2 separate regions of the Mus musculus genome follow, and region 1 is linked to region 2. The links are chromatin contacts, found by Hi-C in ENCODE. All regions are on one chromosome and are shown on one strand. The core of a region is the stretch at or near the end of the contact, and the rest is flanking DNA. Distances in the headings are between cores, read along the strand shown. Region 1 holds the start of Ccr9 (chemokine (C-C motif) receptor 9). Region 2 holds the start of Lztfl1 (leucine zipper transcription factor-like 1).

Region 1 (4,344 bases), core at 891-3,390, 50 kb after region 2:
ATCAGTATACCGTCTTCTTTTAGGTCAGCTTAATCAATGGAAAGGAGACAGACAACAAAGTCCTTCCGAAGACCCCTATGTGCTTCTGTGGTATGACTTTCCTAATATGTGTAAATATTAAAGAAGGAGGAGAGCCAGACTGTCAGTGCATCTGGAGAGCAGTGAACTGAAGCAGACTTTTCTTTTCTGCTAGAGACAACTCCAGAACACAGTTTATGAGAAGGAGCAAAGGAGGATCAGATGAGTCTATTGGCTTCAGCAGCAAGGCCAATGTCAGTTTCTGTTATAGATACTGGGACTTGTAGACAGCAATTCTGGATTCCAGTTATTCACTAGAGACCATCAGTTACTGGTACTAATAGCTGGCCTGGTTACTGAGGACACGGTGTTCTGCTTTCTAGAGCCCATCTTAGGCAGGATGAAAGGGGGTCACCAGCATCCTACTGTCACCCAGTTCTGAATTCTAATGGCCAATGCAGAAGTCCAGCAAAGACACTGAAAGGATGGAGCTTTTCTTGCAAGGGATGAACCAAACTAGACAACTAAAGAGGCACCTCAGTGGCCCTGGGTTCCTTTGAGAGTCCAGAAACTCTCTCTGGGATGTCCTTGCCTTTTCCTGACTCCCCAGCCTCTTCAATATGTCCAAGAAGAGGGTTGTTGTGAGTGAGAGTAGGACCTCTTCAGATTTGCTTTCTCTTAGACCGTGGGGCCCATGTGGAGGAAGGGGTCTGACTTTTATTCCTCACTGCATCCATCTCCTTCCATCTTTGAACCACCTCTTCTGGCTTTCTGATGTACTTGCACTGGTTCCTTGCCATACTCTAACTCGGGGAAGAGACAGGTCTCAGAGAAGGAAGTCTTAACAATTCTAGTCTCTCCCTCCAGGAGGCTTTCCAGGCACAAGGCAAACAGCAAGTTCACTGCTATCTCTGCCTAAAGGTGGCCAGAAGGTCAGGGCCTAGAGCATGCTCTTCCTGCTGCTCCCTTCTTTTCTCTCAGTAATTGACACAGCATTGGACACTGTCAGAGACTGGTAGTACACTAGTTATGCACATGAATGTGGGTTGAGGGAAGGGAATTTCTTGGCTTACTCACACCATGGTTCCCTGGAGGTGATGAATCAATTGCATCTTTCATTCTTACTACTCAGGTCTTTCAGCCTTTCCTATGCTTATTAACCTTTTGCCACTGAGATATAAATTAGGACAAATCATGAAATCTCTTTGTTCTGTACTAGGAGGGGGTGATTGCTGGGCTATATGTCTGGGAGTAACACTGCACTTAGTGCACAGGATGCTAAACACATCAAGAGGAAATTAGTCTTCTAGAATGAGCTGTGATTTGTATATTTCAAATATAAAAAGGAGTTTTAAAAAAATGATGACAACAGGGAATCTTCACTATAACTGTGGCCCTTTAAGAAGATATCACCTGTGAGTTTCTATAAAAAATATAACATTTGCATGTTGAGACTTTTCAAAACTTTACTGAAACACCTGTGATTCATAAAGACACTTTAGCTCTCAATGTTAACATATGTGTAAAACTTTTCTGAATTTAAGGTGTCCTTGGTCCTTCATAATCTGTTCCAAGCTGCCTATCACATACAGAACTTTCTGAGGTAACAGCATCCGCAGAGTGCTCTGCCATGTCATAAATGTTAGGCATCTGTACTATCCGTCATCTGTAGCAGCCATGGGTGCATGTGTTGAGTGTCACTGCAGAGGTGCTCCCCATTATAGTTTCCATTTCAGTGGGAACATTTGGCTGGTAGCTATAGAACTGGGCAACACAGGTCTCTCAAGGCCTCAAAGGACACATCTTGATAGACAGTATAGAGGTAGTACCTCACATATACTTGTTCTTATAAATGTGTGCCTCTGGCCAGGACTCCCCATGTCTCCGGCTCCTGTATCGGGGGCCTAAGAAGACAATTTGCTCTTAGACTCTGTGTGTACATTGTCCACACTGAAGATGGTTAATCCTTAACCCTGGTGGTCCTTAGCTTTGCATTTCTGGCTGCAAATGATAGATGTGTGTTACTAGAATCTGCAGCAGGTGGCTCCCCACCCTTCTGGGTTACTCCGCCAGTGACAACACAGGCAGAGGTGGCCTGGCTTCCTTTTTGGTGTGTTTTAGCGGATAGCTGTCTGCTCAGAACCCACAGAAGCCTTCTCATCCCAGGCAGCTGCAGTGGTCCTCTCCCTACAGACCCAGACTCTGCACTTCCCCTCCTGGTGAGTAGATCCTTCCCTTCTTCTGTGCCTTAGACATCACCTGTGTACTTGGCTATATGCTGCCACCAACGCATCTATATCCCATGAGTGCACTCATCTGTTCAGATGTCATGTGTACCATGCTCTTTGCTAGAAAGTTCCAGTATGGCTCAGGCTTCTTGTAGGGTGAATGAAGAGTCTCCCTCTCGGAACACAGTGAAGGTCAAGCTCAATAGCATTGTTTGTGATTTGTACCTTCAAGGGAGGAGAAACAGTGTTGGGACAGGTAGCAAGGGGGTTTCCAAAAGTCTGAGAAGGGTGACAACCTTGGGTCTGAGAGACTGGCCACAGAAAGGACTTTTATAGCAGAGAAACCTTGGGGACCAAAAACTTGACAGGAGTGCAGTAGACTATGGTTCGTTAGACAATGAAGTGCTCAGTTGTTTAACTCCATGTCAAACTCTGTGCTCAGTACATGAAGTGTGGCCCAGGAAAGACAGACTAAAACATATATATTTATAAAACTATGTGTGGTGTGATTCCCTTCGCACTGGTACATGTTTATGTGCTATTAAAGGGACAGTACGAAGACACGGCTCAGAAATCTAACAATGGCTAAACTGGAAAGTGATACTTGACTTTGTATTTTTCCCTCGTTTATATTTATAAAGAGAGAGAGTGTGTGTGTGTTTGAAGTTTTGGATCTTTTTGTGCATTGTGAAAATATTCTTTGTTGATCAGAAAAGAAGCCAAGTTATTTCAAACGACCCATCCATAGAAAATTGGCATGCCCTTTCTTTTACAACATGTCCACATTCTTCTGTTCTAAAAAGAATTTAAAGATTTATTATACTTTTAATTACGCATGTGCACATGTGAGAACCGGTGCTTGAAGTACTGATGACTGTGTGAGTCTTCTAACATAGCTGAAATTCATACTTAGGTCCTCTTCAAGACACGTATTATATCTGTTCTTAGTTGCTGAGCCATCTCTCCATGACCTCCACACTCTCATTCTTCAGTTCTTAATTAGCCTGCTCTATAGCCAGCCAGTAGGTCATAGCAACTGTTGCTGAGCTAGTGATCTGGACCTGCAGGCAACCACTACCAAGGGAATCTGTCTCTTTAGCCTCTTTGCCAAACAATCCAAAATAATGGTCATTCCAGCATCTGGAGTTTCAGAGCCCTCTTCTTCCAATTTCTGTCCATTCTTATCAATACTGTAGACTCATGCTCACAGGTCCCAGGGAAGTGAGCTCCTGACTCAGACTTTGTGAATAGGTCTGATGGTAGATGACTCAGAGTCCTAGAGCTACACACACACACACACACACACACACACACGCTAAAATGATTCAACTCATGAGTACCAAGTAGGACAAAGGTCAAAGTATAGACCTGGGTTCATAGCTCCTGTTCACAGTGTGACCTACTATGATTGGTAGTAGCACTGGATGTGATATAGGCAGTGACAAGCCATCTCTATCTGATTTTTCTGTTAGTTTCTTAAGGGAAACAGAATAGGAAAGTAATGGCAGAGTAAGGATAGTTTTAGACTGACCTACCTCATAGGCAGTTTTCACTTCTGTAGAACGAGCAGCTTTCCTCTGTCTCCTGAACATTATGCTTTCAGGTTTCATGTCTTAGCTGATGAATTTTTCCTACCACAGAGCAATGTTTCCTCACCTCATCCCATGATTCTACACCCTTCAAACCTCCAGGGTCAGCAAGAGTTACTTTCTCAGTGAAGCCCTTCTATTCATACCCTGGTGTTGAAAGGAGGATTCACTTTTCCTTTCCCATAACCTCTCAGGACATTGCTTTTGTGTCATTTCCAGCCTTAACCTCCCCACTGAGCTTGCATGTGAGCTCCTTGGGGGTGTGAATTCTCACACATAGTGCTTACACCTAGCTAGTATGCAGCACACCTAGCCACCGCTGTGAGATGAAGGTGATCTCAGCTCTCACAAAGCCATATTCTGAACAGAGCATTTGCATAGCCTGCTTCTCCATTGTCCATGCAGTCCTGGGACCAGGAGGGACTGTCATTGCCCCATTTCCTAACTGAGAAATCCAGGCTCCGAGAGGACTCTTGTTGCCAAGCCTCACTGACAGAAAGGATTAATCA
Region 2 (3,887 bases), core at 959-3,458:
AACTCTGCCTGAAAAAGAGAGAACTGGTTAGTCCAGAGGCTATGACAGAAGAACTGACAATGAAAATAAACAAGGTATTTTGTTTGGCCCAGTGTACTGGTACCTGCTTTTAATCTCAGCACTTGGGAGCCAGAGGCAAGCAGATCTCTGTGCCTTTGAAACCAGCCTGATCTACATAGTGAACTTCAGAACAGCCAGGGCTACCCAGAGACGAAGTCTCAAACAATAACAATAACCAACAACGATGTTGATGATGAATATATGGTGTTGTAGCAACTGATGTATATCAGGTTGCCTTTTTGTCCTCCTACCAACTCAAATACATTCAGGTCACAATCACATGACTACTTCTCAGGAAAAGAAGAAATACAAAGAGGTGTGGGGTATTTTTCAGACTTAAGATATGGGGTATACCTTATACCCCTGTCATCTCTAATGTCTCTGAAAGTAGACAGAGTAGGTAACTAGGATGAGCCGTGACATTTTTATGCCCCAGGGCTGAAAGAACAGAAAGATGAATGAGACCTCTATCCTCACCTCGGGGAGCAGCACTAACCTACTCACTAATCTAAATAAAATGGCTGCTGTGTGAGAGGAAACAAATGCCTACATTCCTTAATACACTAATTTTCAGATCTCTACAGAAACTTAACCTTACCAAATACAACCTTAAAAAGTATTATCTGGCTTGAAAACAAACAGTAGTCTTTTTAATAAGGCAGATGCTGTTTTAAAATAGGGAAGCTACACAGTTAGTACAGCTCTCAGACCTGGTTAGAGAAGTTTCTCTGTGCAATGGATGGTGGCTACCACACAGCTCACAGCTTTTAGGTACAGAGAATAAATAGGCTTAGCCACAACTAAGATATACACTCAGGAGGCAGAGGCATAGATAGGCAAAGGCAAGTGAATCTGAGTTCAAGGTCAGGCTGGACTACAGAGAGGATTCCAATATAGACAGGACTAAACAGAGAAACCCTGTCTTGAAACAGCAACAACAAAAACTGTCTTCTAGACATGACAGAACTGCTGGCCTAGAAACTCACAACTGTGGTCACCTGCACAAAGGTGCCAATCAACAATCCAGCACAGAGACGGGGAGGGGTTTATGAGATCGCACTTCTAGCTGAGCAGTTACTGACGGCTGAAGATTTATGAAGGGCAGAGAGACAGTTTCTTTTAAGAGTGTGGCCCAAGGAAGGTGATGGTCCCACACACATGAGTATATGTGCAGCATAAATTGGACTAGGTAGGCTTAAAAAAAACAGGACAGGAAGTAAACAATAATTCTGGAAGATGCTAGGGGATTTAAAATACATTGTATGAATGTATAAAATCTTTAAAGGATAATTTTTTTTAAAAAAGAGTGAGCTTATTGCTTAAAGTGTTTATTTTATGTGCATTGTTTGACAAATCATCTACACCCGGTTTCCAAGTGTTATCACAATGACATAAAAGAGTAAGAACACAAACAAGTACTAACTTTTTTGTGAAGCCACTAGCGTAATTTTTTTTTTTTTTTCGTTTTTGACATCAGAAGCAGGACCAGTTCCTAGCTCAGGATGGTTTAAGAAATGGTCTGTTTTGTTTAGATGTATACAAAGTGACACTTACTAGGAATTGATTGCTGGGATATGTCAGCAACCCACTTGAGCTTCACTTTCAATAACTTCTCTATGCCCAGCTATTTAAATTAATTGTACGATGAAAGGTTGGATGGACTGGCGTTTTCGCTTCAGTTTTATCTGTCTCAAAGTAAGCCCGAACTCTAATACCCAAATGGTCGTCAGACGTCCAAACAAAGAAAACAGCACCGATAATTAGTCAGTTGTAAAATCAGGTGCTTCAGAAAATTAGATTCAACCAAGTTCACACAGAAAGTTGGAACCAGCCCGTCATTCTTCACCCTGGCAAATGTGTGCGGCTGTGTCGGCCAGGGCTTCCCAGACCACAGCCAAGGACGAGGCGACAAGGCCGGAGGAAGGCTTCAGCAAGAAGCTGTCCCCGCGGCTCGGCCGACGTGACTCCCTCCCCGGCGAGGCCCCGCTCGCTCGCTCGCTCGCTCGCCCTCCGCACCCCGGCTGGGCCTCTCCCGACCAGGACACTCACCATGGTGGCGGCGGATCCGACAGGAAACAGGGAGGCCGGCACCGGGGCCTGAGGAACGGAGGTTGTTTAGAAGCCGCGCGTTGCCAATGGGAACGGAGACACGTGGGCCCTCGCTTGCACGCTATCATTGGCTCTCAGTGTCACGTGACGGATGATGTTGCGTAACTGGCTAATTTCCGCGGGTACATTGGCTTTGAGATCCGGAAGTCCCACCTTTTCTTGCCACGCTAACCTGGGGCGGTGCCTGCCGTTGCCAATGGCAACAGAGAAATTTCCGGTCGGGGGTGGGGGGGGGGAGCTGAGCAGCGCCTTAGGTGCCAGCGTGTTTGCCTACAATCAGGACAGAAGTTGGGCTTTGGCACCGGGATCCAGAGCTGGTGGTTCCAGACCTCTGAGAAGAACAGGCTGAGTGAACAGGGCTTCAGCGTGACTGCATCCGGCTATCAAGCTCATGCTGGCCCTGGTGCACGCCCTTCCTCCATCTGCATTGTTTTATAACGCTGGCAGAAGAGAATAACTTTACCTTTTTGGAAAAAAAATGTGCAAAAACATAGGTTTATATAGAGTAGTGAATTAGAGAGACAAACACTAGATTCGCCAGGAGAAGGTTGTGGAATAACGTCCTGATCTCCCTGGCGGAAGTTTTCACTTATGAAGTCTAACTTGAGTCATTAGAATCTTCAAGTTTTGGGATAGGTAAAGATCCTTTCCAAATCTGTTGGTGATCTTTTTGTCTTATTGACGGTGTCTTTTGCCTTGCAGAAGCTTTGCAATTTTATGAGGTCCTATTTATTGATTCTCGATCTTACAGCGCAAGCCACTGCTGTTCTATTCAGGAATTTTTCCCCTGTACCCATATCTTCGAGGCTTTTCCCTACTTTCTCCTCTATAAGTTTCACTGTCTCTGGTTTTATGTGAAGTTCCTTGATCCACTTAGATTTGACCTTAGTACAAGGAGATAGGAATGGATCAATTCGCAATCTTCTACATGATAACAGCCAGTTGTGCCAGCACCATTTGTTGAAAAATGCTGTCTTTTTTCCACTGGATGGTTTTAGCTCCCTTGTCAAAGATCAAGTGACCATAGGTGTGTGGGTTCATCTCTGGGTCTTCAATTCTGTTCCATTGGTCTACTTGTCTGTCGCTATACCAGTACCATGCAGTTTTTATCACAATTGCTCTGTAGTACAGCTTTAGGTCGGGCATAGCAAACACAGAAGTGGATGCTCACAGTCAGCTATTGAATGGACCACAGGGCCCCCAATGGAGGAACTAGAGAAAGCACCCAAGGAACTAAAGGGAACTGCAACCCTATAGGTGGAACAACAATATGAACTAACCAGTACCCCGGAGCTCTTGTCTCTAGCTGCATATGTAGCAGAAGATGGCCTAGTCGGCCATCACTGCAAAGAGAGGCCCATTGGACTTGCAAACTTTATATGCCCCAGTACAGGGGAACGCCAGGGCCAAAAAGGGGGAGTGGGTGGGTAGGGGTGGGGGTGGGTGGGTATGGGAGACTTTTGGTATAGCATTGGAAATGTAAATGAGCTAAATACCTAATAAAAATGAAAAAAAAAATCTTCAAGTTTAACCGTTGTTCCAAAGTGATGACTACCTCTATGGTCGCCTTGCCTTTAACCCCAGCACTTGTAAAGCAGGGGCAGAAGGACCTCTGTGAGTTCAAGGCCACCCAGGGCTTCATAATGAAGCCCTGTTTTAAAAAAAAAGACACTGTCCTATGAAAGACAAGTATAGGAAGAGGTTATCACAAATATTGG

What was found. A loop is a pair of places that touch in the nucleus more often than their neighbours do.
Region 1: a loop to region 2 is called in a map of regulatory T cell, with 3 times the contacts of the local background. The contact joins the promoter of Ccr9 here to the promoter of Lztfl1 in region 2. A Hi-C loop is called at or near these places in 8 of 37 maps with a recorded cell type or tissue (CH12.LX, Patski, T-helper 1 cell and 4 more).

The regions. Positions count from the first base shown.
Region 1 is chr9:123,765,071-123,769,414 of GRCm38, forward strand. It overlaps Ccr9 (chemokine (C-C motif) receptor 9), which reads left to right and starts at 2,141. Exons shown (of 3, transcript NM_009913.6): 1 at 2,141-2,237. Gm17021 (a long non-coding RNA gene) reads right to left here. Exons shown (of 2, transcript XR_380030.3): 2 at 1-4,344.
Region 2 is chr9:123,715,417-123,719,303 of GRCm38, forward strand. Lztfl1 (leucine zipper transcription factor-like 1) reads right to left here and starts at 2,209. Exons shown (of 10, transcript NM_033322.3): 1 at 2,110-2,209; 2 at 1-8. The coding sequence starts at 2,112.